3 separate regions of the Homo sapiens genome follow, and regions 1 and 2 are each linked to region 3. A link is an interaction called in ENCODE POLR2A ChIA-PET data of the cell type or tissue named here. Cell type or tissue: PC-9. All regions are shown on one strand.

Evidence for each region. Peaks named below come from ENCODE experiments on the same cell type or tissue, not always from the same donor. Only the 100,000 strongest peaks of a DNase experiment are listed, where the experiment ranks them.
Region 1: POLR2A ChIA-PET joins it to region 3 with 8 read pairs; 3 of 35 experiments call an interaction of 5 or more read pairs at or near these places.
Region 2: POLR2A ChIA-PET joins it to region 3 with 8 read pairs; 1 of 35 experiments calls an interaction of 5 or more read pairs at or near these places.

The regions. Positions count from the first base shown.
Region 1 is chr2:202,387,499-202,389,998 of GRCh38, forward strand. The region is part of intron 1 of BMPR2 (bone morphogenetic protein receptor type 2); the gene reads left to right. Among named protein-coding and RNA genes, the nearest start is that of BMPR2, 12 kb to the left of the region's middle. In PC-9, no CTCF peak of the experiment used is centred here; no DNase peak of the experiment used is centred here.
Region 2 is chr2:201,606,813-201,609,312 of GRCh38, forward strand. The region is part of intron 1 of CATSPERT (catsper channel auxiliary subunit tau); the gene reads right to left. Among named protein-coding and RNA genes, the nearest start is that of CATSPERT, 11 kb to the right of the region's middle. In PC-9, no CTCF peak of the experiment used is centred here; a DNase peak (open chromatin) is centred at 1,359.
Region 3 is chr2:202,237,504-202,240,003 of GRCh38, forward strand. SUMO1 (small ubiquitin like modifier 1) reads right to left here and starts at 1,094. Exons shown (of 5, transcript NM_003352.8): 1 at 937-1,094. The coding sequence starts at 948. It also overlaps the pseudogene STMP1P1. RefSeq lists a silencer at 559-748. In PC-9, no CTCF peak of the experiment used is centred here; a DNase peak (open chromatin) is centred at 1,098; H3K4me3 peaks cover 1,773 bases; H3K27ac peaks cover 1,048 bases.

The DNA of each region.
Region 1 (2,500 bases), 150 kb after region 3:
GGTATAAAATACTTGGAATCTTTTAGGCATCTGAAAATCTTACTGGTATTTTGATCATGCCAGAATAATTGTCCAGATTGAACTATGTCTTAGATATAGTCTCTTCTTTTGCTGTAAATGACAGCAAATATCTTAGGTTTTGTTTTATGTGTAGCATTCAAATGTCAGTGGATAATAAAAAAATTCATTGAAGATTCAAAGCTTCAGTTTTGGAAAAGAACACCAGTTAGATTAGAAGAGTGATGATGACATATTTAGTTGAGGTTACATTTTTAATGTTTCCATGTGTTCTTAGTGATTAAAACCCCATGGGGCCAGTCTAGTGTGAAGAAAAACTTTTATTTAGTTACTTCACAAACGACTGTATTGTAGTGATAAGAAAGGCAAGATTAAAAACAGTCAAATGATATGAAGAGATGAATTTATTCATGTTACTTATTCAAACAGAGTTTTATGTGGGATATAACTTTTCTGAGATACTTAATCGTTTTTTCCTTTGGCTAAACCAATGTGTTAGCTTGATGAAACGTTATCAAGAATGCTAATCTATAAATTCAGTTTAGTCTTTCACACCAACTTGTTCCATTTGTACAGCTGTTTCTTAAGAATCATTGTTTGGCTGTCACGGTGGCTCATGTCTGTAATCCCAGCACTTTGGGAGGCCGAGGTGGGTGGATTAACTGAGATCAGGAGTTTGAGAACAGCCTGGCCAACGTGATGAAACCCTGTCTCTACTGAAAATACAAAAATTAGCTGGGTGTGGTGGTGCATGCCTGTAGTCCCAGCTACTTGGGAGGCTGAGGTAGGACAATCGCTTGAACCCGGGAGATGGAGGTTGCAGTGAGCCGAGATTGTGTCACTGCACTCTAGCCTGGGTGACAGAGCGAGACTCCATCTCAAAAAAAAAAAAAAAAAAAAAAAACATTGTTTGTCCATATACTTAGGTTTGTAAGAAATTGAGTTATTCTGATTCCTTGCTAAGGCCTTCTTTTAAAAGCAAGATACGCCGGGTGCAGTGGCTCACACCTTTAATCCCAGCACTTTGGGAGGCCGAAGCGGGCAGATCACGAGGTCAGGATATCGAGACTAGCCTGGCTAACACGGTGAAACCCCGTCTCTACAACAAAATACAAAAAAGAATTAGTTGGGCATGGTGGTGGGTGCCTGTAGTCCCAGCTACTCAGGAGGCTGAGGCAGAAGAATCCCTTGAACCTGAGAGGTGGAGGTTGCAGTGAGCCGAGATTGCGCCACTGCACTCCAGCCTGGGCGACACAGTGAGATTCAGTCTCAAAAAAAAAAAAAAAGCAAGATTTTAGTCTTAGGTTTTTACTGTGTTCTACTCTAAGCATCTAATAGGCTTTATATTTCACATTACCCTTTTAATGAAAATAGATTAAATTCAGTAACTGACATTCTTTAATAGATTAAATTCTAGTTATTTGCAATTAAAAGTGTGGGCTGGGTGCAGTGGCTCGCGCCTGTAATCTTTGGGAGGCTGAGGCAGGAGGATTGCTTGAGGCCTAGAGTTCGAGACCAGCCTGGGCAATATAATGAGAACCCTGTCTCTACAAACAATTTTTAAAAATCAGCTGAGTGTGAGTCTGTAGTACCAGCTACTTGGGAGGCTGAGGTGGGAGGCTCACTGAAGCCCAGGAATTGGAGACTGCAATGAGCTGTGATCATGCCACTGCACTTCAGCTTGGGTGACAGGTTGAGACCCTGTCTCTTAAATTTAAAAAACAAAAAAGGCTGGGTGTGGTGGCTCAGGGCTGTAATCCCAGCACTTTGGGAGGCCAGGGCGGGCAGATCATGAGGTCAGGAGATTGAGACCATCCTGGCTAACATGGTGAAACCCCGTCTCTACTAAAAATACAAAAAATTAGCTTGGCGTGGTGGCATGCGCTTGTAGTCCCAGCTACTCGGGAGGCTGAGGCAGGAGAATCGCTTGAACCCGAGAGGCAGAGTTTGCAGTGAGACGAGATTGCGCCACTGCCCTCCAGCCTGGGCGACAGAGTAAGATTCCATCTCAAAAAAAAAAAAAAAAAAAGACTTGTTTTTGCTTTTGATTTTATCATTTCTTTTAAAAAACTTTTTGTTATTTAAGATTCTAAAATTATACAAAGTCATTGTAAAAGGGTTTTATAAATTTATTTTTTTTTTTTTGAGACTGAGTTTTGCTCTTGTCCAGGCTGGAGTGCCATGGCTCGATCTTGGCTCACCGCAACCTCCGCCTCCTGGGTTCAAGTGATTCTCCTGCCTCAGCCTCCCGAGTAGCTGGGATTACAGTCATGTGCCACCACGTCCGGCTAATTTTGTGTTTTTAGTAGAGATGGGTTTTTCCATGTTGGTCAGGCTGGTCTCGAACTCCTGACCTCAGGTGATCCGCCCGCCTCAGCCTCCCAAAGTGCTGGGATTACAGGCGTGAGCCACTGCACCTGGCCCATTAAAAAGGGTTTTTAAACGATGATGATGGTGAAGTGTAGAAATGATAATGAAGTAT
Region 2 (2,500 bases), 630 kb before region 3:
CCCTTCAACCCGGAAGGTGGAGATTGCAGTGAGCCAAGATCGCGCCACCGCACTCCAGCTTGGGCGATAGAGTAAGACTCTGTCTCAAAAAAAAAAAAAAAAAGACTTATGGAGAGCAGTTAATATATTTAACTGCAGAGTTAAGATTAAAGTAAAGATTCAAATGTTACTACTACAGAAACCACCAAACAACTATAATAAATAGTAAGGGAGAAAGAAAGGAACAAAGTACACACAAAACAAGAAATTAATTAATAAAATGATGAGAATAAGCCCCCACCTATCAATAATAACCTTGAATGTGAATGAATTAAGCTCTCCACTTCAAAGATATACACTGGCTAAATGGATCAAAAAAACATGACCCGATCTTTCGGATTTGGGTAAAAGAAGCCAGACCTACTGAGTTTACATTTTGCTTCTGCCCTCTCTGGCTGTGTTACCCTGGGCAAGTTACTTAACCTCTCTAACCCAGAGATGCTGCATGCAATTTGCTGAATCATAACAGAACCTATTTTATGGGGCTCTTGTGAGACTTAAGGAAATTAATATAAATAGGTCAGACATGGTGGCTGACACCTGTAATCACAGCAATTTGGGAGGTCAAAGCAGGAGGACTGCTTGAGCCTAGGAGTTCGAGACCAGCCTGGGAAACCTAGTGATACCGGCCCCCATCTCTACAAAAGATAAAAGTAAATTAGCCTGGTGTGATGGCACATGCCTGTGGGCTGAGGTAGGATCATTGCTTGAGCCCAGGAGTTCAAGGCTGTAGTGAGCTATGATTTTGCCACAGCACTCCAGCCTGGGGGACACACACACACACAAGACTCTGTCCACACACACACAAAATTAATATAAAGAAAGCAACTAATATACAGTACCTGGTATATGGTAATCAATACTTAAGAGTTTACTCTAGTTAAAAACCGAATTGCCTTTCCCAAAAATGCATACGTTGCAATCCTCACTCCTTGTGCCTCAGAATGTCATTGTATTTGGAGATAGGATTTTAAAAGAGGTAATTAGATTAAAATGAGGTCATCAGGGTGGACCCTAATCCCATATGCTGAGAAGAGAGGTCTCAGAAGAAACCAACTCTACCACCTTAATTTTGGACTTCCAAGCCCCAAAACTGTGAGAAAATAAATGTCTGAGGTTTAAAATACCCAGTCTGTGGAGCTTTGTCATGTAGCTCTAGCAACAAATGCTGCTTGCATTATGGGACAGCAATGCTAGATTTTACATATGGTAAGCATTCCTTCTATAAGCATTTATTAGCACCTACTACCTGCTGGCTGAGCTGGGACTCATATAGGGTAATTGCCTCCAGCATAATTTTTTTGGGTCATGGGGCAGACAGGGTCTTGCTTTGTCACCCAGGATGGAATGCAGTGGTACAATCATAGCTCGTTGTAGCCTCAAACTCCTGGGCTCAAGTGATCCTCTCACCTTGGCCTCTCAAAGTACTAGGATTAGAGGCATGAGCCATCATACCCAGCCTCAGGCACAAAACTTAACTGAATGCCAAAAAACTCAGTCACCATGATAATAATGTGTATACACTTTTTTTTAAAATTTTGGTAGAGGGGAAGGGGCATGGAGCTCTCATGCTCTCTCTGGGCATGTGACCCTCGAGGAATATTTTAATGCATGTTTTTAAAAAAATCAAAATGCTTTCCCCACTTCTCACTACTGCACTTCACCAATACTACAAAGAAAATACGCTGGACACAGTGGCTTATGCCTATAATCCCAGCACTTTGGGAGGCCAAGGTGGGCAAATCATTTGAGCCCAGGAGTTCCAGACCAGCCTGGGCTACGTGGCAAAACCACGTCTCTACAAAATATATAAAAATTAGCCAGGCATGGTGGCGAGTTCCTACAGTCCTAGCTACTCAGGAGGCTGAGTTGGGAGGATCACCTGAGCCCAGGAGGTTGAGGCTGCAGTGAACAGTGATTATGCCACTACACTCCAGCCTCTGTGACAGAGTAAGATCCTGTCTCAAAAAAAAAAAAAGAAAGAAACAAACAAAGAAAGAAAGAAAAAAGAAAAGAGAAAGAAAGAAAAATGCAAAAAAGTTGATTAAAAAAAAAAACATGACCCAACTATATGCTGCCTATAAGAAACTCATCTCATCTGTAAAGGCACATACAGAATGAAAGTAAAGGGATAGAAAAAAATATTCCAAGAATAGCTATGCCAGGAGCAGAAGTAGCTATGGTTATATCAGATAAAATAGACTTAAAGTAAAAAACAGTAAAGAGACAATTTAAAAAAAGGTCATTAGGTCATTATATAATGATAAATGTGTCAAATCAGCAAGAGGATATAACAATTCTAAATATATTATGTACCCAACACCAGAGTACTCAGATATATAAATAGTATTACATCCAAAGGGAAGGATAGACTCCAATACAATAATATCTGGGGACTTTAACACACTACTCTCAGCATTAGACAGATCATCTAGACAGAAAACTAACAGAGAAACATGGG
Region 3 (2,500 bases):
AAGAAAAGGGGAAATCGATCACTCCTGATTAAGTGCAAATCCCAAGTAAATTATTGATACTAACAGTGAGCTGGAGCACTTTGCCTTACCAGGCAACTTTCTGCAAATATTCTGCAACGACTCTACATACACAAAGTTTTCCTATGCTTTTCCTCAAAAATATGAGACTTCCTCAGGTTAATGCCCAGGTGAGATGCTTTTTGTTGCTCTAGCAGTTTAGTTCTATTTTCTTTCTTGGTTATTATGAATGCTCTCTTACAACTGGAGAGCTAGGATGAACCAATCCCGAGTAAGAAACGGGAAAGTACAGTAAAGAGGCGACAGCTCTGCACCCCCACACGGAAAAAGACTCAGAGGAGAGCAGCGGCATCCTTGCCCTAGCTCCAATCCGAACGGAGGCAGGATTCCCAACAACATCGGACGTCTCCCTCCCTCGCCGCCCCACGCCCTCCCGACGAAGAAGCAAAAAGTGGAGAGTCCAGCCGCTTCTCAGGGCCACGGAGCCTCCCAGTCAGGGATTCTCTCCCGTTACATAACTAAGGCCTAGGGCCCTGCTTCTGCGATTAGTCCTCTGGAAGGAGACGGACGGGTTCTCCAGAGACCCTCCCAGGGAGGTGGAAGCGGGGCTCTGCACCTAGTCGACCCGGGAGAAAGAAGTGGGACGACATGAGGGAGGCCGCCACCAAAGGCGGTGGGGTACGGGGGTGATGAGCGAGCCCGGAGAGGGGCGGGCGGCTCCGGGAGCCCCGCAGCAGGCCCCGGCACCTCCGGCCGTAGTCGGCTCCTCTCCCTCGCCTGCCTAGTCCCCACCGGCCGCCCCCTCCCCCATTCCGCGCTCCCCTCCCCCGCGCCTCCATCCCCGACCCCAGCCTAGCGGCAGGCAGACCTGCAGGGAAGGCCCTGGCCACCGCCGTTGGATGGCTCCCAGCCCGGTACCTGGTCAGACATGATGACGGTGGCTTCACCCGGGGGTCTCCGCACAGCAGCGGCCTCGGGTAAGCAGAACCTCGCTCCGGGGTTTACAAATCCTTCTCCCTTCCCCACAGCACAACACCGCGGCTGCAGTAACTTCCGCTACGCCTCGCGTCACTTCCGCTTCGCGCAGGGAGGAGGGAGAGAGAGAAGAGAGGAAAGACAAGGCGGGAAATGGGTGGGGGAGCAGCCAAGGGGAGGGGCAGGCTGTGGAGCTGCTTTGCCGGTGGTCGCGCGGGTGAACGGCAGTTTTGTCAGCTCCTTCAAGGACCAGGTCCTGCGCATCAGTACTAGGGCCATCCCCCAGGAGCAAAGGTCCTGGCTCCATGTCTCAATGTTTGGAGCCACTCTCACAACCTAGATTGCTCTCTCCGTTACACCTTGCGCGTCTCTGACGACTGAGCCGAGATACTTCTTTTGTCTCCTCCCAGCCTTGCTCATCAACCCCCAACCCCCAAATATGTTTATTTGAATGCCAGTACTTCTAGCTCTAGAACCAACATTTTCGGTTAACCAGCACCCTTGCCAAACACATGACCGTGATTTAAAACAACAAGAAAGCAACGACCCAACACAATCTTGACGGCTACTGATGCTAAAGACCGCTGCTGAAAGTTCTAAATGGGGAGTGAGTAATTCCAACCCTTGAATTGGTTGCTTTGAGTTAAGGTTAAAGAATGATTCTTCTTGGCAGGGCGCTGTGGCTCACGCCTATAATCCCAGCACTTTGGGAGGCCGAGGCGGGCGGATCACCTGAGATCAGGAGTTCGAGACCAGCCTGGCCAACACGGTGAAACCACGTCTCTACTAAAAATAACAAAAATTAGCCGGGCGTGGTGGCTGGCGCCTATAATCCCAGCTACTAGGGAGGCTGAGGCTGGAGAATCGCTTGAACCCGGGAGGCGGAGGTTGCAGTGAGCCGAGATCCGCGCCATTGCACTGCAGCCTGGGCGACAAGAGTGAAACTCCCTCTCAAAAAAAAAAAGGTGGCGGGGGGGGCGATTCCGCTCCCCTCGCATGGGGAAGCAGGCTCTGACCGGCCTGCAGAGCTGCAGCAGCCCTTTGCGCCCTCCTCGCCCTCCCCACCAACATCATGCTCCAATTCCTGCTTGGATTTACATTGGGCAACGTGGTTGGAATGTATCTGGCTCAGAACTATGACATACCAAACCTGGCTAAAAAACTTGAAGAAATTAAAAAGGACTTGGATGCCAAGAAGAAACCCCCTACTTCATGAGAATGCCTCCAGCACTGCCTTCGGGATATACTGATTCTACTGCTCTTGAGGGCCTCCTTTACCATCTGAACCAAAAGCTTTTGTTTTCATCTCCAGCCTCTGGGCTCCTCTTTGCTAGACCCTGTGTTTTTGGCTTTAGAGCAAGCAAAATGGGGCCTCAATTTGAGAACTACCCTACATTTCCAACATACTCACCTCTTCCCATATTCCCTTTCCAACTGCATGGGAGGTTCTAAGACGAATTGTGGTGCTAGATTAGTAAACATGACTTTTAATGGAAAAAAAAAAAAG